Regions from separate parts of the Mus musculus genome. Here region 1 is linked to region 2. A link is a loop called in an ENCODE intact Hi-C map of the cell type or tissue named here. Cell type or tissue: heart. All regions are shown on one strand.

Region 1 (8,000 bases), 51 kb before region 2:
CTTGGAAGTCTCCTTGTAGCCACCCTTCCATCTTCCCTTTCCAGCTGTGTCCGATGCGACCCTTCCAGCTGTTTTTCAAAGCAGTATAAAAGATGCCTCGAGGATGCTCTCCCAGAATCCGCTTACCCTTCTCTTAGAAGCCTGAAGCCTAGTCCCCTGGGCAAAGCAGATACCTATGGCTTCCCCTCAGGTCCCAGGAACCAGGGTCAAGCCAAGTTAAGGAAACCAAATCTTCAATGTATGGAAAAATGAGTGCCACCTAAGGACCAGGGATCACCGGACCAGGTGGAAGGTCAGCCAGTATATGATGAGGGGCTGGAAGGCAGCTGCTCCCAGGGTCAGGTAGAGCTGGAGACGCTGCCGAGGGGCTGGGCCCCCCATGCTGTCAGGGCCTGAAGCTGCAGTCCGCAAAGATCGTACCTGGAAGAGAGGAGAGCTGAGTGGGCTAGGAAGGGGAATGTGTCCCAGAGGAGAGGGGGAGGGGCCGCCCCACACTCACAATGAAGTACATAAGCGCAGATGATGTCCAGGCCAGGGCCACGTAGTAGCCATCACTGCCGAAGAGCAGCCCCGTGAGCACACTAAGGATCATCCTGGGGGTGCAGGAGTGAAGTGGGAATGAACTGGGGGTGCAGGAGTGAACTGGAGGTTCCTGAGGTTGGAGCCTGAGACTAGCCCCACCCACCAGGGCCTACAACTACCCAGTACCATGACCCACAACACTGGGCTGTTCCCTACAAAGAACCAGACTCCAAATAGACCTGCAAGGTTCAGGACTCAGTCCCAGGGCCTAAACTCCCCTTCCCTTCTCTGGGCTCCCCAAGGTAACTAACAAATCCCCAGTCTCTTTAAAGTCACTGGCTCCAAGGGGAGACTGTCAGAAACAGCCACCAACTCACAGCGTAGAGCTGGCGGTTGAGACGGAGTAGAACTGTCTCTAGCATCACAGTGAAGGCTGTTGCTACATAGGCCCAAAACCTGTAGCCTGAGACCCTTCAGGCTCCTCTCAGCCTGCAGGCACTCACCCCACATATTTGTAACCGCTGTAAGCCAAGAGGTGGAAGGTACTCAGTTCACTGCGTACGGTGGCCAGGTAGAGGCCCAGAAGCAGAGCCAACACCTCCATGAACACCCACACCAGTGCTGTGCTTGCACACAGGCCCAACACCTCTGGGGAGAACCTGCAGCCATGGGAGAAGGTAGGTCAGGGTAGGCCCAAGGTGGGTGAGCTAGGACCTGGCACAGATTCCCTACAGAGGAAGGGACATAAGCCAGGAGGGAGAAGAGAATACTAACCTTTGCTGAATGCCTAGCGCCATTCCAGCCAGCAGCACGTATGTGATGAAGGCCATGGCTGCCAAGAGAAGAGAAGAGAGGAAGTAGTTCCTCTGGCTTCCTCACCCAGAGCCCCTCATTAGGCATTCAAGTCCACTAGTGCTCCAGCCTCTCCCATCCTTCCCTCCCTGCATATCCCAACTTCACTCTCCAATGTCCTGTCCCCGGTGCGCCTCTCGACTGCCCCTTCCAGCTGACTACTACTGGGCCTCCCAGGACCATAGCCATCACCTTCCCTCCCATTAGGAAACTCATCAGCTCCCTGCAATATCTCCAGAATTAACACCACGGTCAAGACCTCTGCTCATCCTAGACAGGTACCAGCCTGATTTCTGGCAAGACTAGAACCAAAAAGAAAGCTTCATGGACAACATAGGCTGTCCTAGGGTCCAGGATTCTGGGAATAGGGTCCCTCTCCACCAACAATTATGAGTTTGACCACTGGCCATGCAGAAACCCCTGGTTAACTATGAGCTGTTTTCACAGGAGCTCAAAGATGTAGGGAGCCAGGCAGGCTTCAGCAGCAATTTCAACTCCCCAGACACCAGGTTGATGGAGCCACCAGAAGGCACAGGACTGCTACCTGTAAGCGATGGGGCAGTTAAGGCCTTATAGCCTTGACTTCAGCATATGACAAAGGATGGCAATACCAGCTTTGTAACAGATCATGAGAGGAACAGAGGATGGAACAACCTTAGCGGCTGCCCTTCCTGACAGCTCCTCCAGACAGCTCTGCCCTAGTATATCTGCTTTCCTTGTGTGTGCCCTGAGCCTGAACCTTCTTAGCCAACAGGACAGAGTGAAGTGCAGAGGCAAGTAGGTAGCCTGACAAGCGCCATGGGGACGCAGGCAGCTGTGAGGATCCAAAGTCTGAAGCCCTACAGCTGGGAACTGCTGGGCCGAGTGAAACCCTGAGCTCCAGGCTGGAGAGAGACAGGGTCCACTTTAAAAGTCAGGAAAGTGCCGGGCGTGGTGGCGCACGCCTTTAACCCCAGCACTCGGGAGGCAGAGGCAGGCAGATTTCTGAGTTCGAGGCCAGCCTGGTCTACAGAGTGAGTTCCAGGATTCCAGGACAGCCAGGGCTACACAGAGAAACCCTGTCTCGAAAAACCAAAAAAAAAAAAAAAAAAAAATCAAGGTCATTCAGGAAGTTTCCTACTGGTCATCCTGTCAACTTAGTGTCTAGTAACAGTCCCACGTGGAAAGCTCCAGGAATGAACGCTGGGTCATTAACAGAATCGTCTTCCTAACTATGCTCAAGGCACAAGTCCCCTTTGTGGCCAAGCCCCACATCAGAGACTCACTGGGGATATAGAGGTCAGGGGCATTGAGATCTTTCCGCGGGGGCAGAGGCACATCATGGCTGTATTGCATTTTCCAGTTCTGGCCGTGGCGAGGTGGTCGGGTAAACAGGAGCAGAGAGAAAGAGAGAGAGGGTTGAGATCTGATGATCAGTCAGGTTATCCGCGAGTGGGGAGAGGCTGGCCAGCTCTCCTGGTGGGAAGCTCACCTGATGTGTGTATGGGAAGACCAATAGCCCTAGCTTCTTAGCGACATAGGCTGTGTCCACAGCAAAAAAATACTTGAGTTTGTTCACGGACACAAAACGGTGCAGCTGGAAGTAAAGAGAAGAGGCTATGGATGAGCCCTACCGTGATCCTTCCTAAAGGATGCCTGGGGAGTAAGATGGGATCCTGTGACACCCCAACCCTGGCCAGAAGCCCTGCCTCCCTCCTCCCGGGAGCCCAGGGCACACCTCTTTGTGCACTATGTCCTTCCCTTGGGATGCTATGGAGGTGCCATAGGCCATTGCCATATTGGCCACTGGGTCTCCAAGCAGGTTGTTGACACTGAAGGCTACATCAGCTCCTGGGGCTGGGTATCCGCCCAGTTGGCTGGAATAACCACCACTTGTATCATCGAAGAGTGGAGGAGGGTCTGGAGCTGCCCGGGTCCTATGCTTGGAACCTGCAGGTGTGAGAGGACCAAAGTAGATTACAGAATTACAGAGCAAGAACCCAGACCACTGCCCTTTCCCCAGGCTGGGAAGCTGTGCATAGGTCCTAAGGCACCGAACAATTGAGGAAAAGGCAGGATGAGTTTTAAAGTCGATCTCCTATCCTTCGGGGGGTCAGGGTGGGGGATCATTTACTGCATGCAGTGGGAAAGGTGTGCCTAAACATGGCTACCCATTTGGGGTTTCTAGGAAGTCTCTCAAGGGAAATGATCTCTGAGTACTAGCGAGTGAAAAGACGTTTGCTTGGGCACAATCACCGCAAAGACATTCCTTGACTTAACACAGGTAGAAAAGGCAATATTGGCTATTCGGAGTCCCTGGACAGTGGTCAGGAATGCTGCCCGAGTTGTAAGAGGGAAAGGAAGTTCTGGAGGCAAATTCGGTACAAGCAGGATTAGACTTGAGGATCCCAGTAGTGCTGTCGCAGCCTGATCTCAGGACTGGCTAGTAAGGGCGAAGTCCAGGACACGCTGCAGTGTGGCAGGGCAGGAACCCGAGAGACACTCTCCCCGCCCTGGGCAGCGGTCACTGCAGACCCTCTCCAACAGAACCAGTGGGTCTCTCAGCGTATTTGGCTCCCCGCTGCCAGGCCGCGCCCCGCCCTCCCCACTCCTCACGCACCGTGGACTCCATATGCCGAATGGTAAGCCATGGCCGTGACGTTCGCTCTACCCAAGGGTCGTGGGTACTTCGCTGAGTCGTGGGTACGAACACTACTGAAACAGCTACTTCTCTTGCCTGGTCCTGACCGAAGTTACCCGACGGCCCGACACGTCCCAGGGCTGTCCGATCGCGGCCGCCATGTCCTTGGCGTCACACTTCGCTGTCTACCATTGGCTCGTCGGAAGAGCTGGTTCTCCCCCTTTACACTTTCAATTGGCTACTGGTGAGCTCTCTTCCAATCGGGTTTTGTCATATTCAACTTCCGACAGATAGGGGGCGGAGCTACTCAAGATGTTCTCGGATTGACTAGTAGGCTGGCTAATTTGCGGCGCTACCAGCCAATAGGTGAGAAGGAGTTGTAACTTAGTTCCGCGTCTGCGCCAAGAGGCGCTTGACGCTCCTTGCCACGACTACGCCAATAGGAAGATTAAAGTCCTGACCGACCCAACTAGTCAGGGCACAAAGCTGGCTCCGCCGCAATGCAGTCCAAGAGGAATGCGGCGGTCGGTCAAGCTCTGACTGATCCCTGCCCCTACTCTGTGCTCTTTCCTCCAATTCACTCCATCCTGTTTTGGAGCTCCGGCCTGCTAGAAATTGTTGTTGTTGCCCGCACCGGGAGAGTGACAGCGCGGCCCTGAGCCCTGGAACGCTGACTCCTCCTCCGCCCTCCCACTCCTTTCAGAACTGGTGCTGTCCGTCGGCTGGTGCTGAAAATGCCCTGTAGAGTCCGCCGCTGGGCTCATCCCCGAGGGCCTCTGCTGGGAGGGTTTGGAATCGCGCTCAATACGTTATGCACACACGCACTCACACGCACACACGCGCTCACGCATGGGGCAGGAGACAGAAACTGAGACCACCCAGAAGATACGAAGTCCTGGTGGTATACATGGGACAGGAATCTGTACTGGGCCTTGTTCCATCGCTTTCTCCAGTGGTCCGGGAGATTTGGGAGGCAGAGGTGTAGTGACCTGTCTCCTGAAGGTCTCCTGAGTCATCACCAGTCCTGTGATCTCCAAGTGAGGCCCGTAAGCTTCACTCCTAGTCTCCTAGGCTCTTTTCTTCCCACCCAGGCTGTAACCACTCCCATCGTCGCTGGAGACAATCCCTCCAAGGGTCCCTCTCTCACAGACTGTCAGGTACTATTCTCTAGATAGCATGACACACCCTCGGATACTTACAGCTGACTAACTACTCAGCGTTTAGTTGCATAAGGTCAGACTTTTCTGATCCCCAAACTCAGCCCATGCTGTCCAACAGCTGCTTTTGCTCCTCCGCCTGGGATGCGGGAGATATGCCTTTCCCTTTTTATCCATTTGTCCAAATCCTTTAAGAGTCATGTTAGCTTGCTTGTGAGATGGCTCAGCAGACTGCCAAGCCTGAGAACCTAAATTCAATTCCCAGACGGTGGAAGAAGAGAGCCAACTCCGAAAAATCTTCCTCCGATTTGTACACTCGAGCTATGTTAAAGTGCACCTCTTTGCACCATCCCGCCCAGAGAGAGATACACAGAACAAATACATTTAACATGTAATTAATTTTGGGGGGGGGGGGAGATCGGGACTGGAGAGATGGCTCAGTGGTTAAGAGCATTGGCTGACTGCTCTCCGAAGGTCCCAGCAACCACACAATGGCTCACAACTATCTATACAGCTATTGTGTATTGTATATATAAAATAAATAAATAAATCTTGCCAGTTGTGGATGCGTACGCCGGTAGGATTTGGTGAAGGAGGCAGAGGCAGGAGGATCACGAGTTCAAGGCCAGCCTACAAAATCACGAGTTCGAGGTCTACAAAATAGTTCCAGGACAACCAGGGCTATACAGAGAAACCCTGTCTCAGAAAAAAAAAAAAAAAAAAACAACCAACCAAACAAACAAACAATCAAAAAAACCCAGAGGTCCTGACTTCAATTCCCAGAAACCACATGGTGGCTCACAACCATCTGTAATGGGATCTGATGCCCTCTTCTGGCATGCAGGTGTACGTGCAGATAGAGCACTCATACATAAAATAAATACACCTTTAAAAAATAAAAATAAAAGGGGGGATCACTTTAGCCCTTACAGAGGGACAAAGGGAACGGAGGCTTGACCATGGCCCAGAGTGATGGCTAGAGTCTGGGTTCTAAACCCCTCTTTAATCAGATTTTCCCTGAATATTTTCCATGAGGACAGGAACTATGTCATTCCTAACACCTATCTATGTCTTCCTAGTGCCCAGGCACACTAACTACATATAGACAATAGCCAGAAAACATTTAGGCCCAATAAGTAAACAAATGGGTGCGGTTGGAGAGATGGTCGCTCTTCCAAAGGACCTGCTTAGATTCCCATTATTCACTCAGCAGCTCACAACCATCTATCATTCCAGTTCCAGGGGATCGAACACCCTCCTCTGCCCTCTGTGGGCACTGCTTGTATGTGGTGTACAGACAAACATACAGGCAAAACACATATAAAATAAAATAGTAATTTTAAAAGTAAACACAAAATAAGCAAAGATGGAGGACAGTGAAATATACTTTTAGTCCCAGCTCAGGAGGCAGAGGTAGGTGAATCTCTGAATTTGAGGCCTCTGAAATGTGAGAAACCAGCCCCGTGAGCTATACACACCTGAGAAAAGGGTGTCCCATGCAGGGCAAACCTATCACACACACACCCCGCCCCCGCCTGGCCTAAACATGCTAGTGACTTTAATCCAACATATTATCATTCCCATTTCTCAGATAGAAAGGCTGAGTTTATGGCTTGAACATGCTGGTCAAAAGTCGCGCAGCCTAGAGTTCCTGGTGCCCTGGCTCCAGCCCACCAGCCTGTAATCCAGCAGATGAGACTGTCTTTCCCTTCTGGGTATTAACTGTCAACAAGCAAAGCTTATGGGGTGAAGTCTGGGTGGGCTTAGTGCTGGGCCTATTCCCTAGAGAGGAACCTGCGGACGTCCACCCACCATGGCCGTCTTCATTACTCAGTTGGGGAGACTCGGGTGCCGCAGAGCAAGGACTCGCCCAAGGTCGCAAGCGCGAGCGCGGCTAGAGAAACCAGGCGTCCGGCGGTCCAGACTGGGCTTCCCACAGGCGAGGGGGTGGAGATGGGGTGTGCCCGCGGTGCCAGGCGCGGCCAGCGGCGCCACCGGTGCTGCGGGGGCGGGGTCAGCGGAGGGCGGGGCGCCGGGCACCGCGGCCGCCAACGCCGCCGCGCTCGGGCTGGGCTCCGCGCACTCTTCAGCGGCCGCCGAGCCGAGCGGACGCCCCTCGGGGCCGCACCGCAGCCCCCCCGCACCCCTGCTTATCATGCCCCGAGCCAGGGCCTGGCAGCCGAAGCAGCCAGGACACCATGCCGGAGGGCGAAGGTGGAGACTGCGGGGAGGTGCCCGCGCTCGTTCCGGACGGCGAGCCGCTGCGAGAGGAGGTACCGGGGGCGAGTAGTGGGAAAGAAGCCAGGGCTGTAGAGAGGTGAAGGGGACAAGTAGAGGGGCGATCCCCGGAGAGGGATTGAGGAGGAAAGTCCCGGAGCCCCTCCAGCAATGACGTCATTGGGGAGACAGCGTTCTGGTAGGGGTCGAGGCTTCGGGATCCACGTAGGTCAAGGCAGGAATAGATGGCAGGAATGTAGGGGAGACCCTGACCCTCGACGCCCCCTCAACCATCTTCTCCTGTCCTGTGACGTCAGCCCCTGTGGCCCCCACACGTCCCTGTTCCATAGCGCAGCCGGGGATGCTGTCCGTGACTGCTTGGGCCATGGGGTCAGGCCCCCAGTCCAGCCCAGTTGCTCACGAGGTGTCGGGCGGTGCCTGCAATGCAGTAGCGGTGGCAGGGACTGGAGGTGGGGGAGGGAAAAACGGAAGAGAAAGGAGCGGAGCCTGCTGATACCTTTCTCTCCCCCACCCCCAGGTGAGGACTGAGGGCCCACTCCAGTGGCTGAGATCCCCAGACCCCCTCCCCAGCTCTAGCTAGGAGGATGTGCCAAGTGTAAGATGATAGGTGT
Region 2 (8,000 bases):
TTCCTCCTGCTCTGAAAATCCAGATCTCCAAAACAGCCTCACTGTTCCCCTTTTCACGCCTCAGACCCTCCACACTGGCAATTCCTTTTCACCGTTGTATATACTCTTTCTAAGACGCAGGATGAATTCAAGGATCTCCTTCCTCCAGCTGACTCTGATCCTGACTTCGTTAAATGAAGTCACAACCAATCGTCCCTCCTTAACCCGGGTACAAATAGGGGATATACCATTGCTGAGGGTTGTAGGGAGTGGAAGAGGCACACGGTAAACGCGCGGTGTATAAGCACCTCCACAGCAAACCTCCAGGGAAAGCAGACCCCTCCCTACAGACACAGAGGACAAACTCTGCGGCGCAAGGAACTATCCCACCTCGATCCACCCTCGGAACCGCGGGCTCCTCTCAGGCCAGCGCGCGAGTCGGGCCGGTTAAGTCTCTGCTTTAGCTCCGATCCGGAAAGCCCAACCCAGCGCCGGGCGTGGCCATACGCACCGCAGACACTGGGGCCTCCGGCCTCACGTCCAGGACTCCCGGAGAGCTGTCCGACCCAGGGTGTGAACGCCGCCGCCGTTGATCTCCGGAACAGTGCTGCGCAGGATTCTCTTTCTCCAGGAGGTGTCGACGCTTCCGTGTGCGTCATCAGGAGGCGCCCATTTGTGGCGCTTACAATGGAACCACTGGTGTCCAGGCATGCCGGGATACGGCGGACGGGTCTCCATAGCAACTGGCCCCCAGTAACCCAGGCCTTCAGCCTGTCCTAGCATTGTGGTCGGTGTCCTTGGGTCCACCGCCGTCTAACACGGTGCTCCGGCCCACCACCCCTCGGCTTAGGAGAGTAACAGAGCCAGCTGTGGGTGTGACATTCGTTTATTTACATAATGTCATCCGAAGGCAAATGAGCAGCCCAACCTACTGGAGGGCACAGATCTGGGACTTTAACCTTTATCTCTTTCCTCCTTCAGGGATCTCGGAGGGCGGAGGGCGAAGGCATGAGAGAACGGGAAACGTTCTTAGCACTACATTCTACGTTTTCATCTTTCTTTCCAAAAGCCTCATTTTATTAAACACTCAAGCTTCCCACCTCTAGCCCATTCAAACTTTTTGCTCTGCCGCTATCCACCCAACATGGTTAATAGTAACAATATCATAATAACACTGTAGCAATATTAATAATACTTCACATTTGTACGAAGTTTACAGGATGTTTACACATACAGCGTCTCATCTGAGCCAACAGTTCTGTGAGGTAGGTATTTTCACCTCCCTTTTTACAGACGGCGTAACGGAGGCTCAGAGAAGTAATAGTATTTGCTCAAGGCCACACAGCTAGTTAGTGGTAAAGCTGAGACTTGACTCCCAGCACCCCATAGTCAAGTCCAGTGTTCCAAACCCATAGCTACCTCTGTAAAGTGGAGGCATGTTTCTTACCCCAGTCAGGCCTGGAGCCAGATACTGACAATTCTCAGACCATGGAAGACAAGGACTCAGCATCGGTGGGGAGAGTTGGGGTACCTAGCCTTCAACTCCTGTTTGAACTGGCGGTAAAGGATCTTATTGCGCTGGTTTTCAGCCTCCTTTTGGGGATGGAACTTCAATGCCTCCTTGAATCCCTTATGAACCAGAAAACCTTCGTTCAGCACCTCAAAATTAAACCCTGCCACGTGCAGCTCACAAGCCTGGAAAAGGGGCGGGGGGGGGGGAGGGAGAGATAGAGGAGGGGAGAGGGAAGAGAGGGAGAGAGACAGGGAGAGGTCACAGTGATTTAATCACAATAACTTAATGATATCCCCAGGGCCCACATGATCATCCCTAAAGTTCCACTCCACTGTCCTCAATTCTCCATCATCCAACCACTTTCTTCTTGCTTCACTGCCTCCTTTCCACCAATGGCCACTTCACCCCTGACACGCCTCCAGTCTTAGTCCTACATGCCCTCTCCCTTTTAAGTACCTGGCTGATTCGATTGAAACCATACTGCCGAAAGCGTTCGTCAAATGTGGGCACCTTTCCTCCAGCCACATAAAATGGTTCCCAGGGGTCCCTCCAGGGCACCACGTAGGCAGGTCTCAGCAAGCTCTCCTCTGGCAGGTTGACCCAGCGGGAGTAGTTGGTGGGCGCATGGCAAGGCGTGCACAGCCCATAATAGAAGGGCCGGACTTCGCCCACCTGATAGAGCTGCACCAGCTCGTTCTTGTTCATCGGCATTCGGCGGGACCGGCGGATTTCAAATGCAGGCACCACCAGGGCTGTGCCATCCCAGTGATTGCTCTGATCCAACATTTCCCTCAGGCCTCTCCACAGCCCTTCGCTGGGCACCATGTCCACATCAATCACCAGGGCGTAGTTGGCCTCTTCCCGAGCCAGATTCCTTAACAGGTTATTGGGATAGGAGGTGTTGGTCCCTAGTGCATAATTAATCCCGGGCTGGGCCACCCTGGCTAGCTTGTCAAAGACCTCTTGGCAGGACCGCAGCAGGGCAAACTCTCCAGGTTCTCGGGGGTCGGGCACAGCAGCCTCATAGCGCGAGGGGCACACGAGGTGCATGGCGACCCTGGCGCGCATCTCGGGGCAGTGGCTACTCAGCGCGTAGGCCAGCACCGTGGCCAGCTGCGCCTCCTCTTTGGTGGCCGCGAACACTGAAACGGACAGCGGACCCTCCCAGCGCTCCAGAAGTCCGGACAGGTGTAGTAGGTTGTCCACACTGGCATGCGTAGCTAAGATGACATCGTTGGGGTCCATGGTGGTCTTCAATAGACCCCTGTAGACGCGATAATCGCCGCTGGCATCTAGAACGCCTCCGGAGGCCAGTGCGGTGCGGAGTTGAGACTTTACCTGGTCTACGGATCGCGGAGACGGCGGGAAGAACTCGAAATACTGTTCCTGCTCCTCCTGGCCGTGCAGTCCAGAGAGCAGCGATAGGTAGAGCAGCTGCAGCATTGCCACCAACATGAGCGCGGCCAGCAGCAGCTGGTAGAAGGCGCATCGGATGGCGTAGGACATTTGCATGGCTCTCGGGGATCCCGGCACGAAGCAGGGACCACCGGGCCGTAGCCTCTGCCAGCCACCGCAAGCCCGGATTTACCGCAGCCTCCCGAGCGCAGCCGAGGCCAGCCGAGGCCAGCCGAGCCCTACGCGCAGCTCCTCCCACCATCCGCTCGCCTCCATGGAGGCGCGTGCCAGCTCGCCCTCTGTGAGAGAGGAGGAGCTACTGCAGCAGTGGTTCCTCGGCGCGCGCTTTGCAAACGCTGAACCTAGCCGCGGTCTCGGCGCGCGGCCGAGGACCCCTGGACCGGTTTCTCTCCCCGGGGAACTGGACGCAGATCCCCCCTACTCCCCCCCCCCCCCAGTCCTAGCGCGTCCTGAAACTTCAATGCGCTCGCTGGGCCACAGGAACAGGATCCCCGATAGAGCTTGGCTGCATCACTGGCGTGATGGCGCGGGTCCCGGTTGAATCCTTCCTAGAGGAAATTTAAAAAACTCTTTGTTATTATTTCTTCTTCTGAACTTTTCCGGGTGAGTACCAGAGTCATGAATGAAAGCGTTGAGGTGCGCTGGAGATGGGAGATATGGGAATGTGGAAAGGATCATCGTGTGTGGGACGAGGTGGCCGAGTGGTTAAGGCGATGGACTGCTAATCCATTGTGCTTTGCACGCGTGGGTTCGAATCCCATCCTCGTCGGTCCTGTTTTGTAGGGAGAAGACTTCTTAATTTTCTACATTCTTCCTCTCGTGAGCAGCGAAGTGAAAACACCCGGGGTCCGACTCTCTTCTCCAAACTATTTGCCCACAACCCATGTTTCCAGCGGGTTTTGTACTACAGCTTTCAGGATGTGCATGGCGTTAAGGTTCCACTCTTCTTTTCCTTTTAAGTACAGCGTAGGGGTCGTTTCCTCTAAGAGGAGTACTCGGATTTTGACCATCAGCACCTCACCTGATCGTCTCTGCAGGGGTGTGATTATTTAAATCACTGCTGCTTCCTCTCGCTTCCTCCAGGGTGGAAACATCTTATTTACACAGTCCTTGGTCCATCGCATGCATTGAAACAGTGTATACTGAAGACACTTAGTGTTTGAGGGTGAATGGAAACCGTGTGGGGGAAGGGCGGGTACCTCCGTTGCTTCATCAACTGACTTAATAAATAAATACTTGACTTTATTTTTAACTGAGTCAAGAGATATGCTGCGAGCAGAAGACAGACTAGGGAGGGCACCTAGTGGCAGGGTTGGATTGGGTGGGTTGGGGGCTTCCACAGGCTGTAGGGTCCTAAACATTCAAGATACCCCCATTTTACAGATTGACACAGAAGTACTCAGAGGTGCCAGCTCTCTGCCAAGGCTGTGTTAGTCGCTGGGACTGGGAGCCCTGCACATAAAGGTAGTGTCTTTTTCAGTGAAGACATGCGTCAGGAGAGGTTCCGAATTTTCAGGCCTGGTTTTGTAGACACAGGGATCAAAAACCAGACTTACTGCACTGTGAGAACTTTAGTTCGGTTTAGTTTTTCAAGACAGGGTTTCTCTGTGTAGCTCTGGCTGTCCTGGCATTCACTCAGTAGACCAAACTGGCTTCGAAGTCAGAAATCCACCTGCCTCTGCCTCCTGAGTGCAGGGACTAAAGGTGTGTGCCACCATTGCCAGGCATTGTTTTGTATTGTTTTTTAATAACCTGGGCTGTAGTGGGGTACACACTAGGGAGGCAGACTCAGGTAGATCTCTGAGTTCAAGTTCTGGTCTATAGAGCTAATTCCAGGATAGCTAGGGCTACACAGAAATCCTGGGGGCAAGTGGGCATATCTTCTCTCTCTCTCTCTCTCTCCCCCCTCCCTCTCTCTTTCTCTCTTTAACTGATATATAGCTCAGTAATCCTGTTTTTAACTTTTTTCTTCACAAACAGAACTCTTAGAATAATAGGCTTCATAAAATAAACACTATTAAAATGGAACTTTAAAATATTTCATTTGAAGAAAACCTTTGGTGGCTTTTGTGAGCTAAGGGGCTATGGCGAGGAGGAATGAAGTAGGGATGTGGTGGAATGGGCACTGGTGCAGCTGTGCTCTCCCCTGAGCCACCCCCATTTTATTTTATTATTATTATTTTAAAGAGTACCTTGCTATTGTAGTTCAGGATGGGCTTGAACTTGTGAGCCTCCTGCCACCACCTCTGGAGTGCTGCCAGCACATTATTTTATTGTTTGTGGTTTTGTGATAGAGGGTGTGGGGTTTTGTTGTTGTTGGTGGTGGTGGTTTGTTTTTGAGACAGGTTATCTATGTAGTCTTGGTGATCCTGGAACTCACTATGTAAAACAGGCTGGCTTCCAACTCACAGAGATTCGGGTTTGCTGCCTGGGTACCTGGCCCCATTGAGTCTGGCCTCAGCCTTAGTATGGAGCCCGAGGCTGTCTTCGCGTGATTCTCTTGCCTTGTGTTCCCCACTGCTGGGATTTCAGGCATACCTACCATGGCTAGCTCAATTTCTGTTTTAAAGGCTGGATGGTATGGCTTACATTCCCACTAGTAACAGTTGTCCAGAGAGCTAGCATGGCTTCTCGCTCTGTGCTGAGGCTTGTCTTCAACAGCAGCCAAGATGCTTACAACTCTGCTGTAACCTCTCCCGACTCTAAGGACCTGCTCGGGTGAAACGCATGCTCTTCCCAGGTCAGTTCTGGACATGCACCTCACTCTGCATGCACATGACTTTAGAGAGGCCTTGAAAGCTCAGGGAGCTTTTCAGGTCACCACAGAAGCCCCTTCCAGATTTTCCCTGTCAGACCTTGAGCTTTCTTTGCCTTCACTGGGATCCAGACAGCCGCTGGGCCTCCCTGGGCCTTTCACTGTGGAGAGAACTGTCCTTGACCAGAGCAGCGCCCTCCTGAGGCTTCTGAGCTGTGCTTGGCCTCAGCCCTTTGGGTTGTTCCCAGATGTGTTGAGACAGAGGAAGGCAGCTCTGTTTTAACAAGGTCTGCTTTCCCTCCCTCCTGAGCCGATCACCTGGCTCCTCACAGCTACACTGTGTGAGTTGAGTTTTTGTGGCTGTAGCAAAACCTCCGAGATTAAAAACTTACATGGAGGAGTGAGTTGAGTTCCAGGACAGCCAGGGCTGCACAGAGAAACCCTGTGTCAAAACAAACAAACCAACCAACAGACATTCAGACAGACAGAAAGCCCAAACAGACTCAACACACAATCCTTGAAGACGTTTAACATCCGAACTGTAACAACCAACCAACAAGCCCAGGAGAGAGGAGAGACGAAGACAAAACACTGCAAGGAAGTCTTACTTTTAGTTGCCTTACCTTTTTTTGGGGGGCCAGAATTTATTTATTATTTATTGGTGAAAGTCTTTAAAACGTCAAACAAACAAAAGGACTAGTGAGATGCTGGCATGGAAGCACCTGCTAACCAACTCAAGTCTTTAGTGGTTCTCAACCTGTGGGTCCAGACCCCTTTGAGGGTCCAATGACCCTTTCACAGGGGTTGCCCAAGACCATCAGAAAACACAGATATTTTACATTATGATTCATAACAGTAGCAAAATTACAGTTATGAAGTAGCAACAAAAATAATTTTATGTCTGGGGATCACCACAACATGAGAACTGTATTAAAGGGTCACAGCAGTGGCCGAAGCCTAGTTAGGTGACTTCAATCAACTGTGATTTTGTTGAGAGACCCTGAAAAACAGCCTGGACACCATCCAGGTCCACCCACAGTATCACGGCAACAGCTATGACTACAGAGGCATGCCCTGTTCTGTCATGCTCTGACATCCCCTCACCTGTTCCTTGTAATAGGCTAACCTCCTCAAGATGTCTCTCCACGTTATGTGGCTGCACTCTCCCTAGAGGAATGTGTTGGTTGGTTCCTCTCACCAGGGAAGCTGGATCAGGCCATATCACAAGGCCATGGGCCAACTGGTCCTTGGGCAACTGGTCCCATGGGCAACCTGGTCCTTGCTCAAAACTCAGCTAATGGGCTGGAGGGCTGGCTCAGCAGTTAATCGTACCAGCTGCTCTAGATGACCCAGGTTCAGTTCCCAGCACCCATACAGTAGTCACAAACATCTGCAACAACAGTTCCAGGGCATCTAATGCTCTCTTCTGACTTCTAAGGGCACCATGCACACATATGGTACATATACATGTAGGCAAGACATTCATTCACAGCTTTGTGGGGCAGAGTCAGACTCCCTGAGTTCTGCCTTCCCAAGTGGCCGTACCCTATGGCAGAGTGGACTCGGGACCCACAATCCTACATAGCCTTGGCCTAGTGCCTCTAGCCAGACCAAGGCTGCAGCCCTATCCAAAGCAGAAACTACCGCTAGGGCCCGGGAAGGAGCGCACAAGTTCACAGGTGTCAAATACTTCTCTGATGTTTTTGTTATTATTGCTTAGTGTTTAAAATTCACCTTCTAACCATTTTTACATATGATTTTATGTGTATATGTATGCCTGTGTACCCCATATAGCAGTCAGAAGAGGGTTGTCGGGTACCCAGGAACTGACTGAAGTTACAAACAGTTGCAAACCATAATTCGAGGACCGTGGCTCTGAAGGAGCAGCCAGTGCTCTTAACCTCTGAGCTGTCTCCCCAGCCCTGCTTGTTTCTTTTTGAGACAGGGCCTCATGTAATTCATACTGGCCTCAGAGTCCCTAAGTGGCCAAAGATGATCTTGAAGTCCTGATCCTCCTGGGTGCACCTTCTAAGTCTTGGAAGGCACCTACCCCATGGCCAAGTGCTTCTCATATGTAGAATTTTAACCAGTGCTACCCAGCCTCCTTATAAAAGGTTCAAAAACCTAGGGTCAAGACTGAGCTTCAAATGTCTGTGTCCCTCCTAGGAAGCTGGCTCAGTCCTCTCCATACTGATATTTCCAAGGGCTTGCTGGTGGGAATGGGTTGCTTTGAGGTGAGGCAGAGTCTGATGGCAGAACTGTATCAGGGCTGAGGAGGTGGTAGGAGCAAGACACTGGGCAACAGGAAAAGGACAAGATGGGGTCATGTTTTTGTAC

Evidence for each region. Peaks named below come from ENCODE experiments on the same cell type or tissue, not always from the same donor. Only the 100,000 strongest peaks of a DNase experiment are listed, where the experiment ranks them.
Region 1: it touches region 2 in a loop (2.0-fold over the local background); 7 of 42 quality-filtered maps call a loop at or near these places.

The regions. Positions count from the first base shown.
Region 1 is chr19:5,084,722-5,092,721 of GRCm38, reverse strand. Tmem151a (transmembrane protein 151A) reads left to right here and starts at 7,231. Exons shown (of 2, transcript NM_001001885.2): 1 at 7,231-7,424. The coding sequence starts at 7,350. It overlaps Yif1a (Yip1 interacting factor homolog A (S. cerevisiae)), which reads right to left and starts at 4,184. Exons shown (of 8, transcript NM_026553.4): 1 at 3,974-4,184; 2 at 3,092-3,303; 3 at 2,846-2,950; 4 at 2,640-2,718; 5 at 1,297-1,354; 6 at 1,026-1,181; 7 at 500-593; 8 at 1-420. The coding sequence starts at 4,004. The coding sequence ends at 274. In heart, CTCF peaks have their summits at 4,254, 4,777 and 5,996 (motif pointing left); DNase peaks (open chromatin) are centred at 463, 3,191, 4,291, 7,141 and 2 weaker places; H3K4me3 peaks cover 3,734 bases; H3K27ac peaks cover 2,735 bases; H3K27me3 peaks cover 1,990 bases.
Region 2 is chr19:5,033,981-5,041,980 of GRCm38, reverse strand. It overlaps B4gat1 (beta-1,4-glucuronyltransferase 1), which reads right to left and starts at 3,155. Exons shown (of 2, transcript NM_175383.2): 1 at 1,949-3,155; 2 at 847-1,674. The coding sequence starts at 3,004. The coding sequence ends at 1,483. Brms1 (breast cancer metastasis-suppressor 1) reads right to left here and starts at 618. Exons shown (of 10, transcript NM_134155.3): 1 at 491-618. It overlaps Gm30581 (a long non-coding RNA gene), which reads left to right and starts at 3,087. Exons shown (of 2, transcript XR_388294.3): 1 at 3,087-3,511; 2 at 3,692-4,164. It overlaps n-TSgct6 (a tRNA gene), which reads left to right and starts at 3,596; the gene lies at 3,596-3,677. In heart, CTCF peaks have their summits at 584 and 3,187; DNase peaks (open chromatin) are centred at 650, 2,410, 3,160, 3,570 and 1 weaker place; H3K4me3 peaks cover 4,354 bases; H3K27ac peaks cover 3,163 bases.